Linked DNA regions of Homo sapiens: region 2 is linked to region 1. The links are chromatin contacts, found by Hi-C or POLR2A ChIA-PET in ENCODE. All regions are on one chromosome and are shown on one strand. Each heading gives the region's core, a stretch centred on a gene start or an enhancer-like site at or near the end of the contact. The rest is flanking DNA. Distances are from core to core; before and after follow the strand shown. Region 1 overlaps LY86-AS1 (LY86 antisense RNA 1). Region 2 overlaps LY86-AS1 (LY86 antisense RNA 1).

What was found. Hi-C counts contacts between places; a loop is a spot of excess contacts on that map. ChIA-PET counts read pairs that join two places held with the same protein, here RNA polymerase II (POLR2A). Pooled maps may share reads with other maps.
Region 2: a map of mammary epithelial cell shows a loop between it and region 1 (2.5-fold over the local background). The contact joins two enhancer-like sites. A Hi-C loop is called at or near these places in 2 of 168 maps with a recorded cell type or tissue (mammary epithelial cell and tibial artery), 3 of 37 single-sample maps with no recorded cell type and 4 of 50 pooled maps. POLR2A ChIA-PET finds 5 or more read pairs at or near these places in 2 of 52 experiments (GM12878 and OCI-LY7).

What each region holds. Positions count from the first base shown.
Region 1 is chr6:6,393,990-6,400,638 of GRCh38, reverse strand. All of the region lies in intron 4 of LY86-AS1 (LY86 antisense RNA 1), which reads left to right. Among named protein-coding and RNA genes, the nearest start is that of F13A1, 77 kb to the right of the region's middle. Within about 2 kb of position 4,623, at least 3 of the 41 ENCODE cell types and tissues checked have a DNase peak (open chromatin) inside an H3K27ac peak, as active enhancers do.
Region 2 is chr6:6,463,854-6,470,502 of GRCh38, reverse strand. All of the region lies in intron 3 of LY86-AS1 (LY86 antisense RNA 1), which reads left to right. Among named protein-coding and RNA genes, the nearest start is that of LY86, 120 kb to the left of the region's middle. Within about 2 kb of position 3,347, at least 2 of the 41 ENCODE cell types and tissues checked have a DNase peak (open chromatin) inside an H3K27ac peak, as active enhancers do.

The DNA of each region.
Region 1 (6,649 bases), core at 3,374-5,873:
CCAAATTCCAAACATGCTTACCAAACATGGTGCCTCTTTCTTAGTGGTAGGAGGTGCAAAGTACAATAGCTTGTCTTTACCTTGGAGGGGATGTCCCTAGCATGCTCCAGACCTCACAGTTCCTAGAAACTTCACCGAATCTTTGTGTGGTTTTTTTCTCCTTCCTGCTGGCATGCATGGGTCTTTCCAAAACATAGGAAAGAATTACCATTTCCTGCTCCACAGGTCTGATTATCATGATATCAATATACTTGACCAGCATGATTTTCTGTAGACAGTCCATATGATTTAAGTCCCTTGGGACTTTAATTGTGACATATTTAATTGACCATATTGTGACAAAGATCAGAAGAGGTAGAGATGGTAAATATTTAAAATTATCTGTCCTAGGTTATTGTGAACTGCCTTTGATCCCGCTTCTCAATGAGCATAGGAAAGAATGCATTTGCTAAATCAGTATCCACATACCAAGTTAAAGAGGCTATTTGATCTAGTTCTAAATCTAGTAGAGACATCACATCCAGCACAACAACTGTAATTGGGACTATCATTTGGCTAAGTTTGTGCTATCCCCTCATCAGCTACCATGATCCATCTGGTTTTTGCAAAAACCATATCGTTGAATTAAATGGGAATATGATGAGAACCGCCATCTCTGCATGTTTTAAATCTTTGAGAGAGGTGCTATTCTCAGGTATAATCCCTCAGATGCAACATCACTTCGGATTTATTATCTTTGGTGAGGGAGAGAGAGAGTTTCAGGGACTCCCACTTGGCCTTGCCTACATTTATGGCTCTTACTTCGTAGGTCAGGAAACCAATATGAAGGTGCTGCCAGATGCTATGTGTATCTGTCTCTATTATGCAAGCTAGGACAAAGGACATAGACTCAGGGTGAACTCATGTGAGATGGGCTTTGACCAGGACTCCATTTATCTCCTGACATCTGTGAATCTCAACTCTAACAAGGTGTCAGGATAGTATTAAAGGCTTAATGGCATCTTAACAGTAGCTGTTGATCCATATCCATATCCTTATTCAAAAGCTGTTAAAAGATCTTTCTTCCCTTTCCACAGTTTATATTTACTTTGAAAAACAGCTATCAGTTCTTTGGGGGAAAGACTGGAGTAAGAGCTACTGATAATCCTTCTGTTATGTTGCAGGATCTTACCTCCAGGAGACCCCCCAACCCCTCAGATCTATGGATCTCAGTCTATACCCTCAATATGTATCCCCAGCAGGAACATTGACCTTCTTTGGAAGGAAAGGTATTATTCACCAAAAAAGTTGTAGGTTCTGGAAAATATGGAACAGCAGGAACCTTCTGGTTCCTGGTGAGTAACATCTTTCTTCCCAGAAAAGGGTCAGTACTTCTCACTATGACATGAAGAAACTTGAGCCTGTTCATTGGTCTAGTATCATATTGTAAGACATTTGTAAGGAGAAGCATGTCCATGGTCTCCAGGTAATGAGAGGTTACTTCTCCTCTGACAAGAAAGAAGTAGGCTTTTATGCAAATTCAAGTAAATTTGGGAGATTTAAGGTTCTCAAGTGTATCTACCCAAAGTTCCCCATTCCAGGTCTCAATGTCCTACCTCTTCTATATCAGACCTACACTTTAGTGTAGGTGGTTTATATCTCTAGCACCGTATAACCAAATATTGTGTCTGATTATTCATTACAGTTTGTCTTCCGGCCACAGGAGGTGTGGGTCCTTCTTGTAGACTTCTGTCATTCAAATTAGAGCTTGGAGTGATAGCTGTCATTTTATTCTTTCAGGGCTTCTGTCATTAACAAAGAGAAGCAGTACAATTATCCTTATAATAATAATAGTAATTATTATTATTTTTTGAGACAGAGTCTCACTCCGTCACCCAGGCTGGAGTGCAGTGGGTCAATCTCGGCTCACTGCAACTTCCACCTCCTGAGTTCAAGTGATTCTCCTGCCTCAGCCTCCCGAGTAGCTGGGATTACCTGCATGCGCCACCATGCCTGGCTAATTTTTGTGTTTTTAATAGAGATGAGGTTTCTCCATGTTGGCCAGGCTGGTCTTACCCTCCTGGCCTCAAGTGATTGGCCTGCCTCAGCCTCCCAAAGTGTTGGGATTACAGGCATGAGCCACCATGGCCAGCCATTGTTATAATGATCATTGCCTACATAAACTTCAAGAGCTAGAACTATTACAGAAGGCAATGTATCCCCTTTCATCTCTGCCCATCTCAATCCACCAAAGGTAAGAGTCTCACTATTTGTGATACTGTATGCCACCAGAAATGGGGTACTTGCTGCCATCTGTTTGGTAAGCAAGTGGGTTCCACAATCTCATCATGAAGATCTTCTTAGGACCACTTCTGGGACCATCTGATTTAAGTAAATGTAACAATTACCTTTTGCTGCATTATGAATCATCCCCATAATTAGTGGCTTTGAAAAGTAACCTTTTCTTCAGCTCAAGATTACATAGGTTGACAATTTAGGCAGGGCCTAGTGGGACGGTTCTTCAGGTTTGGGTTGGGTTACCTGTATGTCTATGATTGGCAATGAGTCAGTTGCAGATTAGCTTTGCAGATTTTGGCTAAGTGTTCTCACAGACAGTAACAGAAATGACTCGCACTGGCCCACGTAATGTCTCATTATTCTGCAGGCTAGTCTAGGCTTTTCAACATACAGAGGCTGAGTCCCAAGAGAGCAAGAAGAAGCATGTAACAATCATTTAGGCCTCAGCTCATATCACTTGCCACTGTCGCTTCTGTTGCTTTCCCTAAAGTAAAACAACTCACGAGATCAGCCCAGATTCCAGGAGTGGAGAAATGATCTTCATCTCTTTATGGGAGGAGCTGCAAAGTCACATTGCAAATATAGTGAGGGGGAAATTGCGGTCACTTTTGCCACGAATTTGTCAGAGTTGTATCCTCCCAGAGGCAGATCCGGACAAGGAATTGATCGCAAGCACTTAATATGAGAGGTGATTCTAAGGGGCACCAGTAAGGGTGCAGGTAAGTAAGACAGGGAATGGAGGGGAGTCCACACGAGGCGTGTTCATAAGAAGGTTATCACTGTAGGAAAGTGAACTCAATGCCACTGGATGCCTCTGGGAACCTATACAGAACCTGTGTCAGAATCGCCCATAGGAGGGAAAGGAAACTGAGGCATTTATACACCAGTTCCTCTCTGTCATTGTTTGAGGGCTGCCCCTGCAGGCTTTGACTCCCTAGGACTTCCGGCCCATCTGTAGCTGGCCATGCTTGCTTCGAGAGTCCCAGACGGCTACAGTACAAACCTCCGTGTATAAGGGAGTGGTGAGTGCCAGGGGATAGGGACTGAGCACTAATGACAAGGTGAGAACAGAAAAATGACCACAGGATTTGGCCACCTGATGGTCAGTGAGAACTTGACCAGAGCAGTTTCATTGGAGTGGTGGAAAGAGGTCTGTTTGAAGCAGGTTCAAGAAAGAAGGGAAGGAGAGGTGGAGAAAAAGGATGAAAGTCTTTTTAGTAGATTTCTGCAGTGAAGGAGAGTAGAGAAATGAAATGGGGTGGAATCTGAAAGGGGAGGGAAGGCAAGAGGAGGGTATTTTTTAACAATTGAGAGATACTGTAGGTAAATTGCACACAGACAGGAATGATTTGGCAGAGATGGAAAATGTGCTGCTACGAGAGGGAGAATGGGCAACTCTGGGAGTGTTGCTACTGGGGTGTGGGCAGGTGGTGGTTTAGACAGAGCATGCAGGAGTTCTTCTTGTTACTAAATATGGCATCCTCAAGAAGGCCTTTCCTGATATGCAATATAAGACAGATCTCGTCCACATTACCCTGTCCCATGTTGCTCTTTGTGCTTATCTCTATCTGAAATTATGTTGTTCATTTATTCTTTTATTGGCTTACTGTAATGTGAGCCCCATAAGAGCAAGTATCACCTCAGTCTTATTCAAATGCTTAGTCACATCGCTATCGCTTAGAACTAGACTGGATGTTATGGACACAAATGTTTGTTGAATAAATAATGAACTGATGAATGAATGAAAGAAAATAGCTTACTGGTGCCTTCTTCATATGATGGGATAGTTTTTCTGTAACAGGGTCAATTCTATCAGCCTTGGTCCCTGCCTAAGTGTGAGAGGCGGCAGTCATGTTGTATACCTGAACGACGATGGATCACATCTATATGCACGCTGCAGGGTCAACCACTTCCTTTAATTAGGAAATTTCACTTTTCAAATTGGGATCCTGGCAAAAGCACTTTCAGTGGAGTGATGGTGACAGAAGCCTGTTTGAAGTGGGAGAAAGAAAATGATCAGAAGGCTTTTGCCAACGAATATAGCAGGTCACTCCACTAACCCCACCCAGTTTGCCTTCCCTCTCAAATCCACCTGTTTCTTGATTTATTCCCTAACTCTCCCCAGCATTGTCCTCAACAAATAACTCAAATTCTGGCCTAAGTGAAAATTAATCCATTAATCTAATTGATTGATTGATTGCTTTGGGTTCTTTTTTTTTTTCTTTTTTCTGGTTACTATGTTTATTAGCCTTCCTGAGCAGAAGCAATTCCAATGCCTGTCTCCGAAGGGTAGTGGTACAAAAGGGAGAACCAGTCTCTCCTCCAGCTACGTGCCTGTGAACTCTCTGTGGGCGTGTGACATTACAAAAATAGAAGTGGCAGAGCAGTACTCTCAGCTACTTTGGATTGCAACACAGTGAAACGTAAAATTTGCTTTTGCAGTTGTTCTTTACAAAATGGTTCCCATTTAAATCATGAATGTTTTTCATTGTTTTTTCTTTCTTTTTAAAATCCATATTGGTTACTGAATAACAAGGTCAAGTTTGTTAATTCTGGTGGACTTGGCTGCAAGGTTGGCCAGTACTTACCACTATGTGAGCAGGTGCCCATCCTCCTGTTGAGAGCTTGCCTGCTCAATTACAGGGGCTAAAATGAATAGAATGTTGGAATGATTGACACCTAGTTGTGGACATTATTTTAATTTTCAAGTCCAATATTTTCCTATTTAATTCATGCTCAAAACAGTTCACTGGTGGTTCCGTGGAATTTAGCTTCTGATTTTGGTATATGAATCAGTATTTGCTATCAGTTCAAGATTTGGCACAGTGTTGCTTTTTAATATGATTAGAGTTTATAGTTTAAATCTAAATGTTAGTATTGAAATGAGTTTGCCTAACTAATGTAATAGGCAAATAGCTACTAGCCACATATAAAAGCTTGATTTAATATTTATTACATTCTGGAGATGAATGCTGTTAATTCTTAATTGTGTAGATGTGGATTATAAATATCATCAAATCCTCACTTTTCAGATTTTTGGCAGTAAATTATATTATAAAAACAAAGTTCACAACAAATGAGATACTGGATGTGCATAAAGTCTTGGTGTCCAGTATACATATTTGGAACATTCATATGGTTTGCAAGTGCTTGAATATTGCTTGGTCTAAATAAAGGATAAAGGATGCAGCCTTGTATGGGTAGAGAATATGACCTCGAATTCTAGGTCCAATCCCCTCACTGATAAGCTCTGTGCTCTTGGCCAAGTAATATTCGTAATCTTCCATTCCGAGCAAGCTCCAGTTTGCTCATCATAAAACAAGGCATAATCTAAATAAGTGGCCTTTATACTTTTCAGGATCATTTTGAATTGATGGCAGAAACTGTGTCCTATTCAATTTGTAGCCAATTGTTACAAATGTTATGTAGTTGTTTAATAAAAATATATTGTGTTAAATGAAACTGAAGACACCTTGAAAACTGTAAAGCAATATACACATAGAAATGGAATTGCAAAACGTGTTTAATTGTCTAATCCCTTTCTATTTTTTCCTCCTCCTCTTTATCTGCTTTCTCCTTTTCTACTCCAACCATTTTTCCTCTTCCTCTTCCTCTTCCTCTTCTTCTTCTTCTTGTTATAATAGAGAGTGAAAGAAAGAGCATTTTTTCCAGAGAAGCCTGTGTTTGCTCCCTGATATCCAGTACGAGTGCAATTCATGGCTAATGCAACTCATCCTGCTGGCTTTCTTAATTGTTTACTCCTTCACCCAATCATTTTCACTCACCAAACATTTCTGAGCATCTCTAGGGTACAGGTCTTGCTCTGTGGTTGATGTTAAGAGGTCAAGATGTGGCCCACATCTGTAAGCAGACTTGTTTTGGAGACAGGTGAGGAGAGCTGCTTAACTTTGGTCATGCACCATGGCCTGGCTGTTTAATCACAGAAAGGAAAAGTGAAATAGGAATTACTCTCCCTGACCCACATGTCCACAGCATTAGGAAATCAGGAGAATGGAGTACATTTTTCTCTTTCCATGGCAGTGGGCCTGTTCAGAAAGGCAGGAGAAATGCATAGAAACTTTCTAGATGGCAGAATGCTGTCCTCCTGCAGGGCACATGTGGTTCTGGAGGGGAAGGAGGTGACCAGACATCAGCGGGGGGGAAAAGAATAAATATTTGAGATTGTTTTGTTGATAAGAGACTGAGATGTCATTGAATACTTGTTGAAACACTCTTGGTTTGTTGAGGGTAAAGAGTTTTGACATTTTTTTTTCCAAATATCTACATCCACAGACACACAAATCCACAAATGCTACCAGAGGTACTAAAAGTCTTGTGGAATATGCTGCCCTTGAGATCCTTAAAACTGGGA
Region 2 (6,649 bases), core at 2,098-4,597, 71 kb before region 1:
CCTTTCCCCCGGGAGGCAAGGCATGGAGACAGGTGCATCCACAATAGTGTACATTTTCTCCAAAATTATAGAGAAGGAAACTAGTCGTCAGAAAAGAGACATTATGTACTTCAGCAATGCCAGGGATCAAATATGAGAAAAGACCTCTCATTGACTCATCCATCTGAGTGACAAAATAGAGAACAGAAACCAGGGTATGGAGTATGTATCAGTTAGCTATGGCTGCATAGCAAATCACCCTAAAACTCAGTGAGTTAGAACATCAGCCATTTCTTCTCATGAATCCATGGGTCAGCTGATCCATGATTTCCACTCATGAGAACTGGTCTTGGCTGATCTTGGCTGATCTTGGCTGGACTTGTTGCATGTGTGATTAGCAGGCTGGTTGTTTGGAGCTAGCTGTTCTGGGATGGCTTCAGCTGGGATAACTCAGCTCTGATCACTGTTATCTCCCGTCCTCCAGAAGCTTGTTCTCACAACAGATTTGGGGTTGCAAGAGGGAGCAGAGGCGTGCAAGACCTCTTGAGGCTTGGGCTTGCACCTGGTATGCTGTCATTTCTGCTGCAGAGTAAGTCACAAAGGCCGGCCCAGATTCAAGGGGTAGGGGAGTAAACTCCACCCCTTGATGGGAGGAGCTACAGAGCTACATTACAACAATGTGAATACAGGGAAAGACAGAGAATTGGGACCATTTTTTGGAAACAATCAACCTCCTATGAGGTCCTGAGACCAGGAAAGCTGAGGAGAGCAGAGGCTGAGCAGATGGAATATTGGCACTCAGACTGGCCTTGTGCAAGGTTCAGTGCAGTATGAGGGGCATGAACCAGGTTCATTTAAAGGGAATGGAACCCATTGGCCACCTAGGTGGAAGTGACACAATGTGGAGGTTAAGCTGGCATGATGTTAGAACAAACTCCTGTCTCCTTTTGCCCTCCAAACACTTGTGGGGACACATTGATTTAGTCAAAATGAGTCTCATTCAAAGCCAGGCAACACCTCAGTGTTGTGATTCTGTGAACAAGTTTTGAGCCTTTTCTTGCAAGAGTTTGTGAGTACAGAATAAGAGGGTGATCGGCCATTGCAACAGAGCCTGGAGGTAAAGCCTCACCTCTATCCCTGTTTTGGCAGGAAGCTCATGTTTCTTATGTGGAGCCAATCGAAGCATCATATGCTGTTTGGCATCTGCACACTGACCGGCTGAACGTGAATCAGCAATGTTGTGCAACTTTCAGAAAAACCAAGGAGTGTCCAGGGGAGAACTAACAGGAACGAAGAATTTAGCAGCCCAAGAGAGATTCTCGTGATTTCCAAATTAGCCAAAACTCACCAGAATGTTCAATTGCCCTCTGGCCATCACGTAACCATGTCGTAAGAAGTATACAGGGCCCAGGAAATGAAGGTGGGGATGCAGTCAGAGGAAAAAAGGCTCACAAGGAAAAAGCCAAGGATTTGAACAACTAGACTAAAAGAAGAAAGCACTGAAGAGAGACTAACATGATTTTTGGTATAAAAACGGCATTCATGGTGATAAAACAGGCCCCATCTCCATTGAGGAAAATAAGAGGAGGTGAGGAAGATGAAGCCACAGCACAGAATATTAAGGTTAGATTTAAAGGAAGAACTGTGACTGTTCTTAGGTGTTACAGAATTAGCTCTTTAGGAGAAGGAAATAGGTTGAGTACTTGAATAAGTGCAGTATGTCCATATTGATGCTTGATATGAAGGTTACCTGCAGAGCTACTGCATAAATGACTGTGAAACTTCCTTCATGAGGGTCTTTAAAATGAGATAACTGCTCTGAGGTAAGAGACTGAGGGTAAGATTAACTACCTGCTTGCATTAGTTTCGAGTCCTTAAAAATTGAATATCCACACGTGTTTGTGGGCCCCTGTGGTTTTTTAAACTGTTGTGTTTCATGTCTTTGCTAATCATTTCTAGTTTTAATAGTAAGGATTTCCTCTGTCTTGAATGCCAGGAAACAAGTTATTTCCATCCTGGTATTCATTGGATATTTGTAAGATCTTTATTCTTTTGAGGGGTCAGGCAGAGGATGGGCACCCAAGCGTGAACCTGAGAACTTTGCACGTGGGTTTTTCTGGAGCTCCTCACTGTAACGTGGCATTGTCCCCAAGGCCAGCTCCTCTTCCATGTGATTTTGCTACTCACACATGCAGCAATTACCATGTGGCATTAGCTGACCTTGCCGGGCACAGTGTTATTATTGTCATTATTTTTTCTTTTTTGAGACAGAGTCTTGCTCTGTCGCCCAGGCTGGAGTGCAGTGGCGCGATCTCGGCTCACTGCAAGCTCTGCCTCCCGGGTTCACGCCATTCTTCTGCCTCAGCCTCCCGAGTAGCCGGGGCTACAGGTGCCGGCCACCACACCACACTAATTTTTTGTATTTTTAGTAGAGACGGGGTTTCACCGTGTTTGCCAGGATGGTCTCCATCTCCTGACCTCGTGATCTGCCCTCCTCGGCCTCCCAAAGTGCTGGGATTACAGGCGTGAGCCACCGCGCCCTGCCCGGGCGCAGTGTTATTTGGGGCTGTTGACCTGAAGTAGGTCTGACTGAGATGCTTTGAGTTACAAGCACTGGAAGCAAATTCTGACGTAAGCAGGAAAGATGGTTCCATTTACTCATTTATAAAACAGACTGGGGTCCATGCTTGATAGAGAGAGGGGGAGAAACTTGCAGGCCAGTGAGAAAACTGGGAAAGGGTGGTGCTCCCACAGTTAACAACAAGCACATGGGTGTCAAGTACGAGACTACAGACAAGTGATAGGCAGTGTGAGGCTGGGGATGAATCAGCTCAATAGAGGCAAAGGCAATCAAATGTCAACTACCACCCTGTGAGCCGCGTGGGCAAAGGAGTCCTGATATTAAGGAGGCTAGGAACAAGCTGCTTGGTGTTTTAAGGTGAGGCGGAGAAACGCAGGTGCCTGTGGGCAGGGCCTGGATGACGACATTGCTTGGGTGTCTGAAGTGGGTGATTCATCAGGGAGCCACAGCTGTTTACAGCTGACCCATGTGTTAAATATTCATCGCCCAGAGAAGGGAAATGTGTTCCAGTGCCCCCAAGCAAAGCTGAGGCTTTTCTGTTTGATTAGAAGATAAGTAAAAAAATAAGATGACACATTTTCTCTTTCTCCTAAGTTCCCAGGGACTTTCAGTAAGTTGAGGTTACTTGCAGGGTTTGAATAAGGAAAAAAAAAATCTGTTTATTTGACATCACCTTTTTCAAAGTGTGTGTGTAGGAGGATGTGGAGGTGGGAACAAGGCAGGAGTCATTCATTTCTGATACAAAAGAACTGGGCTAACTTCCCAGAGCGCTGTGGTCTGGCTTGACTCTCTGGTACTTACGTAGAAGCACCTATGGAGGTGATTGAGCCATCTGATGACTGGTCTCAATGGAAGGTCCACAGGGGATGTTATGTTTATTAGTAGATGACAGATGGAATACCATTATAAGTGACCATAAAATATAGTCAAGAGCGGATGGTTGCCGCTCTTGGGGTTGATCTGAGAAATATCGAGGAAAGCCTACATTCTATACCTGAAATATTTGTCACTGATGAACTTTTCCATTTAGACTAATTTTTCAGATGCTTTACAATAATTTTTCAGTGATAGGCTGGGCATGGTGGCTCATGCCTGTAATCACAGCACTTTGGGAGGCTGAGGCCAGAAGATTGTTTGAGCCTAGGAGTTCTAGACCAGTCTGGGCAACATAGTGAGACCTTGTCTCTACAAAAAATAAAAACAAATATACAGCCAGTCACGTTGGCACACGCCTGTAGTCCCAACTACTCAGGTGGACTAAGGGGAGGGTTGATTGAGGCAGGAAGGTTGAGGCTGCAGTGAGCTGTGATCGCACCACTGCACTCCAGAGCCTGGGTGACAGAGTGGGACCCTGTCTAAAATAATAATAGTAATGATAATTAGTCAGTGATGATATATAATATGTATGTATGACTTTGAAGTATATATATATTCCTTTGAGTTAGACATTGTTGTCTCCAAATGATCTAAGAAAGCTTAAGTTACTGGCTTGGAGTCATGTAGATGAGGAATTGCAGAGGTGTTGTTTTTAATGGAGACATTCCTAATTCTAAGTTCTCTTATATTTATCTTACACCCTAGCCAAGAAGAAATTTACAAGAGGCAAGGTAAGGATTCTAAATCAGCAGGTGTCGGAGAGCAAAGTTCCCAAGAAGTAGAGGTGGCAAGACCCAAAGACAGACTTAGCCTCTTTAGCTATTTTTGCCTCCCTCCAAGCTTTGCACAGTGGGCTGGGGACACACCTCTGTGGCCTGGAAGAGGAGGTTTTTGAGGGTTCATCCATTGTACAATTTTATTAAACATCTACTTTGTACCAATCCCTGTTCTCATCACTGAGGACAGATTGAGGAGTAAGACACAAAATTTCTTCCCTCGTAAAGCTTTGGTTTCGGGTAGGGAGGTAAGGGTCACCCAGCCTTATGGCTTAACTTCTTGTGGCTAACTTCGAGCATCAGTGCCTTCTTTACTAAATTGTCAAGACTGAACAGTAAAGTCGTTACAAGGATGGGTTGGAATCCCCACTTTTCCACTCAATTTTCTTTGTGATAAAAGGTGACATAAAAATAACTAATTTGTCAGGAGAATTAAATAGGATAATGTAGGTAATGTGTTCATCACAGTGCCTGACATGCAGCGAGTGCATACCTATTGCTGTCATCATAATCACTTTAATATAGGATGCCAAAACCAGTAGCAGCAGGTTTCCCCCAGCAAATGGAGTTGAATTCAGTTGCCAAATTGTCCAAAACAAAGACCAACAGAGAATACCCTTCCTGGTATGGGATTACTTCAGGCTGCATGGGAGACAGACAGGGCTCTATCACATTCTCACCTCATTAGATGTGGCAGAGGAAGCAAAGTGCTCCAGAGTGACCCTGGAGCTGAGTCCTTGCAATTTTCTGGAAGCTCTTGTTAGAACGCATATGACATGCCCACCAGCATACCGGCTCTTGGAGGTTATGAAGCTGTGAAGTATCTCCTAATTATTTCTTTCAAATAAATGTGACCTATTTCCTTTTTTCCAAGAATACATTAACTATAGTCATCATGTTATACAATAGATCTCTTGAACTCATTCCTCCTGGGTAACTGAAATTTTGTATCCTTCAACCAACATCTCCCCAATCCTAAATATGCCCTATTTCTACTGTGGCAAAGTAAGGAAAATTGTCCGGTGAATGCCTGGAAGATCAATGGCCAGGCAGTGGGTTCACCAGGGTCAAGAGCCCCCTGTTCTCCAGTGGCAGGTCTTGTGCCCAAACTCAGCTTCCCGAGGACTGTGCCCCTTCCCTGCCCATGCAGCAGCTGAATCCAGCATCTTACAAGGTCTCCGGGTACAAATGTGAATGTTCTCTGACAGCTTTGCCTACAGCTGAAACATATAGGCAGATGGCAGGTGCTAACATTTCATCTAATCATTCCTCACAACCAAGGCTGTTTTTGACTCTCAATCTAAGAAGACAGGAAGGCAATGCCCCTTCCCCAGAGCACAGACGTGCAGTGTGTCTGCTCAAATACAGCTCTTCCTGCGATGATGACAGGATGGGTACTATGGTACTATGTGTCTCTTCTTGCCGATCTTGGCATCTAATTCCTCCTTTCACAAAGCCTGTTCTTTCACCTTTATCATACATCCTGGTGGGTATCTGCTTTTGCTCATTACTCTATTACTTCTCACTAGAGAGAATGTGTTCAAATGAGAGTCAAAGTGGCTACTAAAAAACATCTATGTGAACGTGGAATAAGAATCTATTTAAATAAATTCCCCAACATTCTTCATTCAGCAGCTCCTGATAACACACGGTTGAAAATAGTTTTCAGATAAATATAGGAAAGTAGTAAATTCAAGTAAAGAATGTAAAACTACTCCAGTCCTACTTTCCAGCTTAAATAAAAGCAGCGTTACCACTTAAGACATACTGTGTTTGCCTGTGCCCATGGTCCCATTGTAAGGAAAGATTCCCTGATTCATATGCTCACTTTTTGCATTGGAGTTATTTTTCCACTCTGAATTGTTGCCAATATTATTTTTCACATGTATATTTTCATTCCTCTCAAATTACTTCATAAGTGTATGTTTGATTTCCTTAGTGTATAAGCATCCCAAGGTCAAGATCTACATCTTATTTATTTTGTATCCCTCCAGAGTAGACATTAAGTAACTGAGTTTTTAAACTGTATTATTATGGTTAGAATAAAGATATCTTCTTTGAAAATGTCCAAACCCAAAGTCCAAAGTATTGGGAAAAAATAAATAAAGCCAAGAATTATGTTTCTTTTTACCCATTCATTCCTAAAGCTAATTTGTTAGAAGTACAAATACAGACATTAATTATTTTGTGGATTTTGGTATCTTTAGAGAGGCAACAAAGTCCATATTTTGTATTGTCTCTTTGTCTGATTTTATGAATCAGTTCTTTGAATTTTGATGGAGGCTGCTAATGCCTCCTCTGTAGCTATTATGATGAGGGCTTCCAATTATACTGTGTTAGTTCGTTCTCACATGGCTAGAAGGAAATACCCAAGACTGGGTAATTTACAAAGGAAAGAGGTGTAATTCACTCACAGTTCTGTATGGCTGGGAAGGCC